2 separate regions of the Mus musculus genome follow, and region 2 is linked to region 1. Evidence: chromatin loops called from intact Hi-C (ENCODE). Cell type or tissue: left cerebral cortex. All regions are shown on one strand.

Region 1 (8,000 bases):
ACGCCCGGATGCGCAGCGGCTTGAATAAATCATTAAGCCCGACACGCGCTCAGGCTAGCGCTGCACACTGCAACTTGCTTCCTGCCATTAACCTACACACCCTCTTTTGTAACAACCTAATCTTGCATACAAAGGAAGAACGCATATAACTCGGACCCGCGCTAGAGCCAAGCCAATCTCACATGCAGCAGAGAAAGAGCATTGGGGCGGGGGGGGGGGTGTCAGGAAATCTATTTGCTTCCCTACCGTTGCCTCCTCCATAACCTGGAATTTCTGCGAGAAATTTGAAAACAGTCATGTCTCGGCCCAAGAGTAGAGGGACGTTCAGAGAGACTTTAAAGCCATAATGAAGGGGAAATGCACGCGGTCATTGGTTTTAGTACGTGGAAAAAAGACTTCTTAGTGGTCTTTTTTTAAATGCTGCATATATTGACGACTCAATCTATGACAATAAAGTCCTAGAGATACTGGCTATTTACTAACATTTCATCATTGCCCACCCCCCCTTTAAGTAAGTGCTTACTAGGTCACATAGCCAAATGACCATGAGGCTGTAGGTGGCTCCACCTGCCTCAGCTTTTGCTCACCTTACCTAGCACCAACTCTCTACCGAGCTCAAAAAGATCAACCTGAAAGGAGCCGGTTGAAAGACAGCCATTGGCATCTCTGAGACCCTTTCTTTAGTATTCATCCTTATTAGAGCTATATTATACTCCACTGCCATCAAATGTGTAACTAACTTCTTTTCCAAACTTGCAGATCTAAAGAGATGAAGTAAGATTTTCAGAGATGATGTTGAAGAGAGTTTGTGTCAACCTTAGAAAGACTCCTACTTGAGAACCCTAAAAAATCTCACAGGAAAGTTATCCGTCCATTTGATCATGAGGCACAATGGTTAAGAAGCAGTCAGGGGCAGAAGAGGATTTGCCCCGTAAGGGGCAGATGAGAAGAGTTAATAAAGAGACAGAAATACATATGGGTGAGGGCAAGTGAGCCTGGAGGGGTAACACCTGAGCAGTAGAGACCAGTAAAAATGGGAAGCCACTGATAGTAACCTCTGAGCCTGCAAGAGGAAAGATTGTTATTGAACATTAAAAAGTTGCATCTGTGGCAGAAACAACAGTTGACAAACTGTGGCCTTGGATCAAGGAGCCTCCACTTCCAGAGCAAGTGAATAAGAGAATATGGATTCCCCCAACCTGTCTCCCTTTCTAACTCTGTACTCTTTTCTGGTGCCTCTCCCTGGGCAAACCTAGCAGGAAAGCCAGAGAGCTCCAGTGATGAACTCTATGGTAGGTAGCTTGCTAAGACATGGGGCAGAAAAAGACAGAGACTAACTCTGAGGATTAAAGGTAACAGAATGCGACAGACACATCAGTAGAACACTGCAGATCACCCGGATTCTTTTCTCTAAACAATTGTTTTCAGGCACTAAAGTGTCGATAATAAACAAGACAGAGAAGGTCCTTGTTCCTGGGCATGGCACTTACTTCTGCATACACGGCAAGTCACAGTGCAATCACGCAAAAAGCAAAAACACAAGGATTTTCACATTCGTGGTTAAATCCTAGGAAGAAACAGAAGGGTAGATAACTGGCAGGTGAAGACTGGATCACGAGGACTGCTTCTTGGGGGGTCATCCAAGCTGGAGTTTCTAAGAAACTTTGATTCTTCTTTAACTCTTAGATACTGTTCCGTGTGGATAGTTGGTACAAATTCAGTCTAAACAGTGATTTACACAGGTTTGGTTAGTTGTCAGGATACCTAGAGTGGGAAACAAAAATCATGCAGGCATAATATATGTATTGGTCTCGTAATTTCTACCATAAGGCTAGTTATCAGATCCCTGTGTATGGTTTAACGGACTTGCTATGGATACTGAGGAATCAGGTTGTTCCTTCCCTGGGCTCTAATGCCCCTGTGGTAAGGTAGAGTAGGAAAGGATGCTTCTGCCTCCTATGCTGTAAGTCAGCCCTACTCGCCTTTGAAATTCGGGGGAGAAGACTGCAAAATAGCTTTTTTTCCCCATTGCCTGATGGGTCTACCTGGACCATTCTCCATTCATAGGCTCCTACTTGCAATGTTAAAAGACTGAATTTGAGAGGGAAGGCATGTGGCCTAGTAGCTCTCCATCCCAGGCTCAGAGGAGGAGCTATGCAGCCAGCTCCAGTGCTAGCTAATGCTCCTCCTCTCTCCCTCCCGCCCTCCCCTTTTTCTTTCCTTCCCTCCTTTCTCATCCACTTCACGCCCCAGCTCCCCTCCTCTATTTCAGGCAGATTTTCAGCCTTAACTAGTGGTCTTGATCTCCAGGCTGTTTAGAGAATAGGTAAGATCTCTCAGTCAATAACACAAACCAAGTCTTCCCCAGAGTGCCCCCCCCAGGCTTAAAATGGGGCGGAGGGCGCACGATTGCTGGCCGCTGGGGTCTACATTTTGTATTTCGCTGACAGACCTAAGCCCGCCGCGCAGCCAATGGGCAGCGGTGATTTATGGAGCTGACTAATGCTGACTGAATGCGGCCTGTCAGAGCTCTGTGAATGGCTTCCCTTCGCTGCACAAGCCCCGGCTTTGTGTTGCTAAGCGATTAGAGCAGATGTAATGAGATTTTGCCCATTCCTAGCTTAGGCAAAATTGTGTGTGTGTGTGTGTGTGTGTGTGTGTGTGTGTGTGTGTGTGTGTGTGTGTGTGTTTTGTGAATTTTTGGAGTTTGCCTTCACATTGTGGCAAACAATCCACTAACTTTACCCAGAGTTTAACTGAGTCTTGATATTTCCCATTCAGAAACGGGTAAAAGAACACCTGTCCTTACAGGCAAAAGAAGAAGGAGGAGAAAAAAATCCCTTTTGTAGGGGTTGAAACATTATCCTAATGTTATATTCATAGCCATAAATGACTTGCAACACTTTCTTTGCATACCTTAGGCAGCTAAATCAAACGGAACAGGAACGGGAACAGGGGCAGGGGGGGGGGGTGGGGGCGCCTAGCTCTGGTCTTTCAAATAAGATAAAAAACAAAAGCCACTACTACAGAAGCCCTGCTTCCCCCAAGTAAGCTCTAAATTGGCCCACTGCTGGCAGAAAGTCCGATTATTTATGGCGATGGGGAATTTACTGATTTTTTCCCCTTAATTACGCCCATCTTTATGAAAAGGACTGAAGCCTCCATGTGCATTCTATAGAGGGTCATTTAGCAAAATGACATCAGACGCCATGGCATGCTGCACGCATAGCGGCTTTTTTCTTAAAGGTTATTCTGTGCCACTAAATGGTATAGATATACCAACACAGACTAGATTTTTAACTCTGGAAGACGTGCCTGCTCCTGGCTCTTTGTTGGGTTTTGTAAGATGCATTTTGCGCCTGGCTTTCCGCTTGGCTGGAGACACGCAAACTGAATCTACAAGTGATGCAGGCAGCGAGCAAGGAGCCTGCGAGAGGCAGAGTAGGATTCTAATCACGTCCTTCCTAACTGACAAGAAGCAAGCCAGCCAAAAAACCCACCAATTTCTTTTTGAATCTTGGTAATTGGGTACTTTTACACGCTGCTCACGCTATTGGGATGGAGTCACCGGCTTAGATAGGCCAGTGTCTCAAAGCGACCACACATTTGTACTACATTTACATATTAAAGTCTAATTCCTTCTGCAAGGAATTTGTATCCTATGCACCTTTTGCTTTAAATTGGGATGGAAAGTGTGTGGTGTGTGTGTGTGTGTGTGTGTGTGTGTGTGTATATATATATATATATATATATATATATATATATATAGAGAGAGAGAGAGAGAGAGAGAGAGAGAGAGAGAGAGTGAGAGAGAGAGAGAGAGAGAGAGAGAGAGAAAGTAAGTGCTTGGAACCCCATCCCTGAAGTTTGTTTGTAGAGAGGGAGACATAATCCAAGCAACAGCTTTCAGCACCTTCCAGGGACCCAGGCTTAGACTAACTCAGATCTCCTAGCATTCGGTTCCCATCTCCTTACAAATATATCCTCAAATGAGCTGAGTGGAAATGAGATGAAAAGCATCTCTTCCCAGGCTACTGTTTGGAGATTTGTTAAAAATGCATAGTGTATGGTGAGATGATGTAGCCACATATTACCATGTATTTCCCTAGGAGCTGTGGACATGTATGGGGAATGGAAGAGAAGGGCCCCCTCCCACCCCCCACTTGCTCCCACAATCCTCGTAAAGATACTGCAGCAGTAGGACCAGCTGAAGCACTTATCTCTCTCAGTTCTGCCACTGTACACCCTTGGCACCACCCTCCCCTTTGGGTATTTTGATAGCTTAGCCAGCAGCAGCAGCAGCAGCAGCAGCAGCAGCAGCAGCAACAACAACAACAACAACAGAGCCAAAGAAGACATAGAGGCAGCTGATCATTCTCTCTCTCTCTTCTTTTTATATAAAAAAGGAAAAAGTTTTATTACAAAACTAGTTTGTATAAAACAGGGTTATACACTTTTTTTTGTAAGTTTGTAATAAAACAGTAAGGGGTGGGTGTGAGGGGGAAGGCAATGGTAGAAACTTCCAAAAGGCAACCTATGGGAACCAACGGGCTGCCACTTTGCGTTTGGACAGTAGCTGCATAAACTTTTGTTCTTCTTGAACAGTTTTTTTTAATAACATCATTAATACATTAACCACGTTTCTGTGAAGTAAGACACATTGGTGCTGAAGTCATTCTGGTGGCATTTAGATCTCACCTATGAGGAGAGTTCTTTCCAAAACCACACTGGGGATGGGGGTGGGGATGGCAGTTGTAAGATGAACTACATATCTAAAGTACGCAGAGGTAATCTCATTACATGTTAAAGTATCAAGATATACACATTTTTAAACCATTTGTACAAAACTTCTATAAATTTTTTCTCTCTCTTTTTCTTATGTACAAAAATATCTTAATATATCCCCAAACTGGTTAGGATAGATACAAATAGATTTTTTTCTTATAATAAAAAAATTCACAAAGATTGGAAGCATTCTATGAAGAAAACAGAAGCAAAGACCGTGGGAGGGCGATGTGGGGTTTGGGGAGGAGGCCACCAGGAGAGGGAAAGGCTGTCCGAGAACTGACGTTGCTTCAATGGAGGCAAATGTCCATAGATCGCTGGAATGGGGGTGACTGAGGAAAGACATCAACCCAGTTTCAGGGGGCTAAGACAGCTCTGACAGAGAGTGGGAGGTGAAGGCACTTGCACATGCGCGCTTCCAGCCCTGCCTGTTAGTGGTTGGGAGTTAATATAGTGTCTGTCTGTGTGTGTGTGTGTGTGTGTGACGCTCTTGCTCCAGGAAAGGAACCCATCTGTGATTCGGGCTTAGGTTCAGACACCAGTCACTCTTCTCGTGTCTGGAAATGATGTTGGAATGCAGAGACACTGTTGGAGCCCACCCCTGTTTGCTGAGAACATTGCATCTTAGTGAAGGTGCCCCTGTAGGTTGGCTGTCTGGTTTGTTTGTTTCATTTCTTCTTCTTTTTTCCCCTTGTTTTTCTGCCTCCCCATTTGACGTCGTTGGCGAGAAACACTAAAGATGCAGGATCTGCTGCCATCCTGTAACAGAAACAAGAGAGGTTAGTGTGAACTTGAAGGGGTGTGGTAGAAGCTATTCAGGCTTGGAGAATCTGTCAGGTAAAACATCTCTTTGGACAAAGTCCCAGGACTCAATACGCAGGGTCTCTATGCCTCACCTCGACCTTCTGCTCTTGGAAACTTGGGCAAAGCCACTCTCAGGGGCCAAGACTGAAGTTAACACACTAGCACTTGAGATGGACAAACTAACAACATAGTAACCTCCTCTCACCCCTGGGTTCCTGGAGACAGCCCCTACCTTCCGTGAACTCCCCCCTCCACACCGAAAAAGAAAAAGGGACCTAGTCAAGAAAGGCTCTGCCCATCCCCACATGAAGCGTACCTGCTTCCAAAGTCCATTCCCAGGAGAGCCTGGCAGGTCCTCAGAACCAGTTGGTAAAGTCCAGCAGCTCTTGTTCCTCTGGGCTAAGAGGGTCGTAGGATCCCTCGTCGGAGGAGTAGGACGAGACCGGAGAACCCGCCATAGAGTTCAAGTCGTTGGAGTAGTTGGGGGAGATGGTGGGCGACAGGACGCCCGCCTGAAAGGCAGCGCTCACCGCGTCGTGCTCGTCCAGCAGCTGCTGCAGCGCGCGGATGTACTCGACCGCCGAGCGCAGCGTCTCCACCTTGCTCATCTTCTTGTTGGCCGCGCCGTTGGGGACATGCTCCCGGAGGGTGGCAAAACCCAGGTTGACCAACTTGACCCGGTTGCGCTCGCGCTCGTTGCGGCGCGCCACGGCGGCCGGCTGCTGCTGTGGCAGGCTGTAGCCGAAGCCGCTGAAGTTGAGCCGGCGTTTGCAGCGCATCAGTTCCGGAGAGGACGAGCGCTGGCGCTTGACCTGCTTGGCCGCTGACTTGTGACCGCCCCCTGAGGGCTGGCTGTCGGCCACCGGGCTCAGCTGCGGCGCCTGCTGCGGCGGCGCCTGCGGCTGTTGCTGCTGCGCGCTCTGAGCTGCCGCGGCCGCCGCCGCTGCCGCCGCCGCCGCGGTCGCAAAGAAGCAGGCTGCGGGAGGCAGGAAGGGCTGCGGGGGCTGCGGCTGCTGGCCGGCTCCACTCTCCATCTTGCCAGAGCTCTCCATGCCGGGCCAAACTGTCGCGGGGGAGAACGAGTTGGGGACGCAGGGTGCGCAGAGCCCTTGAAGGAAGCGGGGCTGCGAAGCACGATCAAAGGGGGACGAAGAAAAAGGAGAGGGGAGAAACGAGCCCCGGAGGAAAGTTAAAGGGGAAGAAACGCGCAGAAGGAGGCAGAGTTGTCAGGCTGCAGCGGAGGAAGGTGCCTGGGCGATCGTCTTCCCTCTGCGCCGCCTCCTCCCTCCCCTCCTCCCGCCGCGGTTGGCTTCGGGAGCCTCGCGTGGCGCTCGCGTGTGCGGCCGCCGCCGGCGCCTTCTCGGTTTTAAAAGAGGAAAGGGAAAAGGAAAGCAGCCGCAAAAGTCAGTGCCGAGCGCACTCTGCCAGGTGGAGCTGCTCCGGGGCTGCGCTTTCTTGCGCCCGCTCTCCCTTGCTCCAGCCTGGGCTTGAGCCTGCTTCTGGGATTATTTGGTTGAACCCCCTTTCTTTCTAATTGCTCTCTCGTTCCCCCCAATTCGCCCTCCCTAACCGGCTCCCAGCCGGTACGCCTTCCACGTTCCCTGGCCAGAAGTGAGAGACTGCTGGGCGGCTGCGGTGCGGCCGCCTTTTCAATGGGACACCCAGCCCCACGCGCAGCCCTGGCCCCGCCTCGCCCCCCACTCCCCGCTGCTGCAGCGAGCGGCTGCAGCCCCCACTACCCCTCCTCTTCCCCCACCTCCTCAGCTCCCTCCCTCTCGCCCCCCCCCCCTCCAGTTGCCCGCGCCCGCTCCTTGCAAACTCTCCATTCAGCCTGGTTTGTTGTTGCAGTGCGTGCGCCCGGCGCGTGCCGGACTCCCGGCTGAATAAACAGGCCGCGCGCTCGGGGCGGTGGCTCCGGGAGCCAGGGGGTGGCTCTAGAAATGGGGGCCTTTTTAAAAAAGGGGGGGGGCAAATAACTCCTGGACTTGGGGTGCCTAGGTGGAAAGTCTGGAGGGAAAAGTGTCTTTGGAGTCTCCTGAGAACTTGGAAGAAAATTCAGGGAAGGGTTTAGGCAGAAAAAGTGGCAAAGGGAACTCTTGGAAGTGGAGGGCTGGGCTTCTGCTTCCCCCCTTTCTTCTCTCCGCAGTAACTCCGGAGGATTCTTTGTGACCCTAAAAAATAAAATGTTTGCCATTAGGTTTAGGAAGGTAGGAGGGGAGAGCGTTTGCACACTAGTGGTCTCTCTGTATGAGAACTTGAGTCCTCTCACTAGCTTTGTGGTCTCAGTAAGTTCTACCCTGTCTGAGCAGCCTTTCCCTCTGCAGCCATATGGGGTTGCCACTGCTGTTCCATTCAGCTTCAAGGATTGGATGTGCTGGGCACAACTCGCTAAGGGTGGGAAGGATAGGGAG
Region 2 (8,000 bases), 380 kb before region 1:
TAATTAATCTGTCTCTTGCGGAAGCACTTGCGTATTTCCTGTGCATCCCTCGGTTGCACAGTTGGCTTTGGAACCACGCTGAAGCAAGGCTGTGGGGGTTTCCCCACGTTTTTCAAATTTTACTTACTTCTCTCACTGCTACTGCCTCTGGTTGGTTCTATCTATCATATCCATTCAGTCAATTTTGTTCTCTGGAGTGTTTTAAAGTTTACACTTACTTGGTCCTGTTTGCCTTTTGAAGGCCCCCTTAATTCACTTTTATGATCTCTTCCGCGGTCTCTGGTTCTCACTCATCACAAGGCCCTGTGGGTTCCCCTCTCTGCTATGACGCTACAGCAGGAAAGGGAGGCTAAAGCAGACACTGAGTAGCAACAAAGAGCAGAGTGCAAGAGGCCCAAACTGGAAGTTATCATCTGTTCTGTGAGCAATTCACAAGAAACTGGCTTCAATGACCGGAAGTGGCAGATCATGCGAACTGATCTTCAAGCCTCCGTGGAAGGAGACTTCCTACATGCTGCCTGCTTTTGTCTGTGCTCAAGGCTTAGCTAGGGACACATACATAACAATCTTCGCTAGCAGCATAGAACCAATGTGCTTAAGATGTTAGTGAGAAATCCGTAGAAACTGGAAAATATTTTCAAATATATGTGGATAATTAAATGGTCGTGGCAGGAAGGACTGTGCACAAGGCCAGTGCAGCTGCCTTAACATTTCTTTGGGTTTGAAAAAAACACTTCTATAATATATTGTATATATTATATATTACAATATTAAATTAAACTAGTAAAATATGTATCATATTTCATATGTATTTTATGCAATATTATATAACATATATGTGCGTTTTGAGTGTGAAGCGCTCCCTTATTATGCTCACCTGATTGAACATCACTGGGTCCCCAGTTGGTGGTGCTGTTCTGAGCAATGGCGGATAGCAGGGAGAAGAGGCTGGGCAGAGGGAAAGGCTGCTGATTAGATCTTAGGGATTCTAGGTTCCTGCTTCCAGCCTGTTATCTCCCCCCAGGCTTCCTGACTCTTACATAGGCACACATCTTAACCAGTGTCCTCATCTACTGTTGCCCAGGGGCGCCTCTTGCCTCATGCATTCTCAAGGATCATGGAGTGATGTTTTCTCAAACCTGTGGACCAAAATAAGTCCTCCTGTAAGTTACTTCTTGTCAATTATTTGGTCACAGTGATGAGAAAGGCAAACCCAAGGTATATAAATAATATTTTAATATAATATGTAATTCATAATTATGGACAATTTTATAGTAAGCTTTTCTTATACAAACTTAATTTAATGGCAGGAGACTCTTTGTATAAAGTTCTTACATAAGATACACGATTACAAGTTAACGTAAGGATTTGAGCATCATTTGATGAGATACGACAAAGTATCCGTCAGAGGGGAATCTGGAGTGGAGACGACCAGAGGGTGATCTTTAGTTTACAGTCTCTAAGAAGGTCAAAGGTCAGGATGGAACAGTCACGTTAAAAAAAAACAAAAAAACACCTGGAAAAACATATTGCCAAGGGACTGGCATTTATTCTGAGCAGATTGGAGGAGTTTGGAAGTGTACTCTGGAGGATTCTGGGTAGGGAACATCTGAAGAGTTGATGTCACTGAGGTCTTTGCCACTGTCAATACCATGGTCCACAGTGCTTAGCCACATTATGAAGCAGCTTTGGAAGGTTAAGGGCTTGTCTTTTCCAAGCTTTCCCCAAGCCACTGCTCATGTGTCCCATGTCCTGGCTGTTTTTAGTTCAAGTATCCCACACACCTTCTGCAGTAAGACCAGCATGAACATGATTCTTCTAAGTTGTGCTTTTCATGAAAATTCCCCCCATTTTTTTTCTTTAAAACTTAATGATCAGCCAGTGTCTCCCAACTCAACTCCTAACTTCTTTTTGGTTCCTTGCCACACAAAGCATGACACAGTAGCACTCTGCTGTCACCCACAAACGACACCCTTAAGAACTGCGCATGCTTAAAGGCTTATGCTTGAAGTGAGTTTATGGTTAGCGTTGGGTCACTGGCCAATTCATGCATCCCCTCCAGCTGTTATCCACCCTGACGGTCTCTCTCCTGCAAGTGCTGCCACCTCTCCAGCTTGCCTGTGGTCTCTGAATGGACCGGCTCCTTCCTGCCATGTGCGTAGCTCCCTGCCTAGCTTCATATTCCCATTCAAAGAAATTTACGTCTTTTACCCAAGTGGACAGTGACTTTTATTTTAGGAAGTCACATAGGTTGTTTATCTTTTCTTAACGATTGTGATTCAACCTCTTTATTCTGTTTCCACAATGGGCTCAGACTGATAGAAGCACATAGAGAAATAACTCCCTATGTAGATATAAACAAGATACGCAATATGGAGGTACAAAGTATTAACCAAATATTATACTAAAATGAGCTTCCATAACCATTTCATTATTTTTTAAATACAAATTTAAATTATTTTGATAATTTCATATGTGACTACCACCTCCATCGCTCCCCCATGACCCTTAACTCCTCTTGTGTGCCTCACACTTCCTCTCAAATTCATGACCTCTTCTTCTTTAATTATTTAATTATTCTCTCTCTCTCCCTCCCCTTCCTCCTCCCTCTCCCCTTCCTCCCTCTCCCCTTCCTCCCTCCCCCTCCCCTCCCCACCCCCCGCATGCTTATTCGTGCATAAATACAATCCGTGAGCCTGTTTAGTGTTGCTCATAGGTATATGTGTTTAGAGGTTATCACTTAGCATTAGAATAACCCATCAGTGGCCTTGTCCCTGGAAAAGACTGGCTCTCCTCTCTTGGCAGTTATCTGTGACTCTTCATCTAGGGGTGGCCTTATGTGACTTCCCCTGTTCATCTTGTGTGTCCCTCCAGCCACTTTTAAAGCATTGCTTCTAGCCTGTCCTGAGCTGATTTATATCCATGAGTGCTTCTTGCAGAAAATGCTTTGGTGTGAGTCATCCCCTTTCTGATACAAAGTAGCATCCTGAGATCTGCTGATGGCTGGTTGTCCTGGTGTTTAGTGGTAGACAGGAGTAGGCTGTATGCATCTAACGACAAACAACACAAGCTTGTTGGGGTCTGGATTTCATGGTGTGGCTGTGGAGAGCAAGAGAACCATGCTTAGGGATGAATGGCTCCAAAACCTGTATTTTCCACAGATATAAAGATTACTCTATTAAAAAATAACTATTGAGAAAAACTATTTTCTCAGTCGGTCAAAGGAGTTTTTAGATATATGGTTCTCAAGAATTAGATCTGGGTTGTCACTAATTAACACGATTTTGTGTGAGCGGATAAATAGCTCTTGGTTATAAGACAGAGGAAGCAAGTTGACTTCAAATATCACTGTGAACAAAGCTGAATTAGCTCAGAGTTATACACCTAACTGATGCTCTATTTCAGAATTTGATTCAATGTAGCCCCTGTCACTTGGATATTTATTATGCAATGACACCATTCATTTCTCCATCCAAATAAGTAAGTATTCAAGTATCCACCCATTTATATATTCATTTGTTATCCTCTTTCCCAACAACACCATTGTCAATACCACAATTCCCTTATTCAATATATCTTATGTAGGTTCTATTCAGTACAAAGTTTTCTCCTTATTGGGAGGATTCTAAGAGCAGATAAGGCTATCTTTCTTCTCAAAGTGCTCAAAGCCTGATTTATTTAGTGCTTTTATTTTAACAATAGATTTATTTATTTTTATTTATATGCATTGGTGTTTTGTGTCCATTGCGTGTCTACGCACTGCATGCATGCCTGCTGTATGCTGAGGACAGAAGAGGGTGTTAGATCTCCTAGAACTGAAGCTATGGAATGGCTGTGAGTTGCCATGGGGATTCTGGGAATCGAACCCAAGTCCTCTGGAGAAAGCAGCACTTCTAACTGTTGAGCCATCTCTCCGACTCCTTTTTGTTCTGGTGCTTGGTTTTTGTTTTTTGAAACATGGTTTCACTGCGTTGCCCAGGCTCGTATTGATATTGTGATCACCTTGCCTAATTATCAGCACGGACTGACACCCCAGTGTCTCTGTAAATATGTCTTGGATCATTATGATTAGGACCTTGAGGCAGTTAAAGAAAGATGAGAGTTGAAGGAAAGATTGTGCATGCCCCACACTGGGGAAGTGTGGAGACTAGAGGGGGCGGTGGGGCTTGTGAGAAGGTTGGTTATTGTATTTGGACGGGAGAATGCTGGCCAAGGTTGAGAGAGTGGTTTGGATAAAGGAGTCACCCTTCATGCTGATGAGAGGTGTTGAGAAAGCCTTTGTGATTTCTGAGCAGGGCAAGTGATATGAATTCGGACTCTCCCTTAGAAGGTCGATCCAGGTTGTTTTTGGAAAGTGGAATGAGGGAGACTGAGGAGACAAGAGACACAGCTCCGTCCAAGCTAGTTATTCAGATTTGGGTCACTTCCAACACTCAGACGGTTGCCATAGTGAGGCGAGGGGGCTTTCCAGTTAAAACTACTCAGTCGTGTTCACATTTCAGGGGCAGAAAAGAGAAGTTGCATTTATATTGCTTTCGTTTTTAGTTCACATTCAATGTTGACTTTCTCCTAACTGTTGAGAAGATTAATTTATATACTCAGATTGTTCTTAACCTGGTGCTTTGGTATAGTGGCCTAAAAAGATGTGGGTGGCAGAGTGAAGAGGGGAAGATACAGATGTGTCCAAATTTAAGAGTGGGGGATGGAAGGGTACGGCTCCTTTCTTACTAAAATAATGGAAAACTAAAATGAATCTGCTGTCCTTGTACATAGTAGTTGTAATATCTTTTATGTAACTAGTATGCAAATATATATCTGCCTCAGCGAGACAGACTGCTCTAAAGCATGGTGCTCAGGGAACAGAATGGTAAAGCAGAGGTTTCTGTAATTCTCAGGGTCACCATCTTAAAATTAAACATGATAATGCAAAGTAGGGAATGAAAGATACCTTTAGTGGAGTGCCCAGTGCATAGAGTTGTTAGGTTAGGGCTAACTATCTTTGTGCTCTACAAAGCAGACCCCAAGATCACTGTTACACATAGTCATAAACACAGCGTGTTATATGAGTGAATTCATTCCGATTTCATGGGTAGGATGCACCAGAGATGTGGAGTGCTTTCTTTAGCTTCAGGAGTGTCTTAGGTCCATGAAACCATCATTCCTACAGAGTTTCATTGAAACTTATCCATCGGAGCCTCTCTGTAGCAATGCTGTCTGTCACTAGATTTTTAAACTCACCCCTCCCCCACCCCGGTGTGTGTGTGGAAAGGTGTATTTCCTCATATATGAAACTCTGCCTGTGTTATATGCTACTCACCCCTCCCGACTTCCTGATATACTAAACCTTCTAGTTTATTCAAGATTCTGATATATTCTGAATGTCTTATAAGCTCAACAGGTCAACTTGAAAATCTATCGGAGTCAGAAATACTTTTTAACCATCTCCATTTCTTTTCTACAGAATTCTGTATTAGTTTTTATAACCATACATGCCCCTTAATAAATACAAATTTTAGTTAGAACAGAACAGACATCCAGATGACATTCTAACACACACACACACACACACACACACACACACACACACACACACACACTCACACACACACACACACTCACACACACACTCACACACACATTCACACACACTCACACACACACACACTCACACACACACACACACACACATTCACACACACTCACACACACACACACTCACACACACACACACACACACACACACACACACACACATATACCTTACACACTCAGTTGTACAAAGGCCAAGACATATTCCGAGGAAAAGACCAAGTTGCCCCAGAGATAACCTGTTAAGACATGTGAATACATTGGAGAGAAACCAGAAAGCCTGCACCAGGCAGAGGGGATTTCTCTTCTTGGAAACAGGGAGAAAAGAATAAAATTTGGCACTTTCTCAGCGTGGCAGCTGTGCCTGTCTCCACAAGAAAACACCATCAAGCAATTTGCGAATTCTTGTTATATAATTACTCTTCACTTAAGGTGACTATTGTGTTCTGTCCCTCATTAGGAATATCTTGTGGTTTGATTTTTGGCATATTTAATCCTGTTCAAAACCAAATTAAACTCCTAAAGCATATGCTACCGTAAAGCTTAAATCGCAGGCTTCTGTGATATTTCGCAGAAAGGTTGTCTGGAAAAAGGAAAACTCAAAGCAAAGAGCGAAATCTACTATCTATGCCTATCATGAGTCCGAGGCTGGGGTGATCTTTGGACCATCACTATGTAAGCACAGCAAGGGAGTGCGTGTCACATTCAAGGGAATACAATGACGACATCACCCATGGCCTCCCCTCTTACCAGAGTTGGCTAGATGAAAGCCTTCTTGCTTGCCTAGAAAATCAGACAATAATAGCTCTGGTTAATTCCATGCTGTACAGGAGGTACATCAAAAGTAGGAAATATTGAAGAATAGGCTATCTTGTGGCTCTTTCTCATTGATGGCACATTTGTGGCCTAGATGAGGCTGTCTGAAGTACACTAATTTCAAGGATTTGACCAGAATCTCTAAGAAAAGGTATATTTTTCCAAACATGAGTACTTCAACTAAAAGCTTCAATTTCCCCTTACATTGTTATTTTTACCCCCTTTTGATCTTCATGAAACTTATCTAAGGGTCTTATTAAGCTGTCTAATTCTTTCAACAAAGTAGATTGTTTATTGCCAACTTTGCATTATGATGCTTTGGGCTATACTAGTTCCTAGCCATGTTCTTCTCTGTGTGAGAAGCCAAACACACACAATTTTTATATGCTGCTGTGTGGTTGGGATCACACAAGGATTATTTGGTTTCATTATATTTTGTAGCCACCATTACCTGATCTGCATTATTTCCTATTAGTCCTTGTATATTTGGGTTTAATCTTTGGGTAAGGTTGCCTTTTCCTCGGGTTGTTCAAATAGTTTATTCTAAAACACAATATTAACAGTAATATCTACACATACTCAAACCACTGTGAGTTTTACTTATCATGGTTATTGTCTAACTCCTATTCCAAAGACTGACTAAATGTCTTAACATGTATAAAATGCTTGGCATTGTTTGGGGATTTGCTAAGTGGCTGCTTTTGTCATTCTGTCCTGAAGGTCATGGGGCTGGCTAAGAGAGGATAAGACAAATGTAGCATATTAGACTCTTGAGTTTAGTCTGTATTCTCTGCAAACAACGTGCCCACCCCATGACAAGGAAAGCCAAGTCCACTCTATCCCCAGACACACACTCTGAGATGTCATCTCCTACAGCCTGTGTTGGGTTTGAACTCAGTAGCCAAGAATGATCCTCTTCATTTCTGATTATCTTGTCTCCAACTCCAAGCACCAGGGCCACAGGCTATCTGCTTCCTCCTGTGGAATCTATCACAGGCTTCCTGTTTCCTTATCCTACGGGCTAGGGAAGCTCTCTACCAACTACGATATGTCCTCATCCAAAGTTCTCTTTGGTAGGAAGAATTTATCTCTCTGAAAAGTTATTGCATACAGTCTTTCAGACACACACAGCATATACTTGCATCATAGAAGGACTATTTGGTCCTTATCGTTTGGCTGAATTAAAATGTACTTAGCGTTGAAGCGAGTAAAATTAAATTGAAGTAGTCTCTGGGTTCAGTGGATTTCTAACTGATTCTGCATGATAACATTTTTCTTATGCTCGTCAAAGGTTAAAAATTTGGATTTCCTTAAAATGTTAGCTTGCAGAAAGAATTCTAGAACATGTGCTTTCTCTTGGAGTGTCAGATGGTGTTTTGTTGCCTTGGTAACATGCCCAGATGTGACATACACCTGAGTATAAGTATAGTCTACTTAATTATGCTCAACAAACTCAGAGTACAGTAATTAGTGCTTTTGGCATCAGCTTCCCAGTCTGTGATCAGCCGGGACTATATCGAGGTTTTTATGAGTAATAGTTAAGACTACAAGGGGGCTGCAGCAGGCAGCAATGTGTTCTTAAGTCACTCAATCTT

What was found. A loop is a pair of places that touch in the nucleus more often than their neighbours do. Peaks named below come from ENCODE experiments on the same cell type or tissue, not always from the same donor. Only the 100,000 strongest peaks of a DNase experiment are listed, where the experiment ranks them.
Region 2: a loop joins it to region 1, with 4 times the contacts of the local background. A loop is called at or near these places in 13 of 42 quality-filtered maps.

What each region holds. Positions count from the first base shown.
Region 1 is chr10:87,486,448-87,494,447 of GRCm38, forward strand. Ascl1 (achaete-scute family bHLH transcription factor 1) reads right to left here and starts at 7,213. Exons shown (of 2, transcript NM_008553.5): 1 at 5,906-7,213; 2 at 4,372-5,544. The coding sequence starts at 6,641. The coding sequence ends at 5,946. In left cerebral cortex, no CTCF peak of the experiment used is centred here; DNase peaks (open chromatin) are centred at 2,166, 2,475, 3,432, 5,340 and 5 more places; H3K4me3 peaks cover 3,626 bases; H3K27ac peaks cover 3,188 bases.
Region 2 is chr10:87,103,279-87,111,278 of GRCm38, forward strand. The region is part of intron 2 of 1700113H08Rik (RIKEN cDNA 1700113H08 gene); the gene reads left to right. Among named protein-coding and RNA genes, the nearest start is that of 1700113H08Rik, 49 kb to the left of the region's middle. In left cerebral cortex, no CTCF peak of the experiment used is centred here; DNase peaks (open chromatin) are centred at 4,451, 4,783, 5,039 and 5,953; H3K27ac peaks cover 1,012 bases.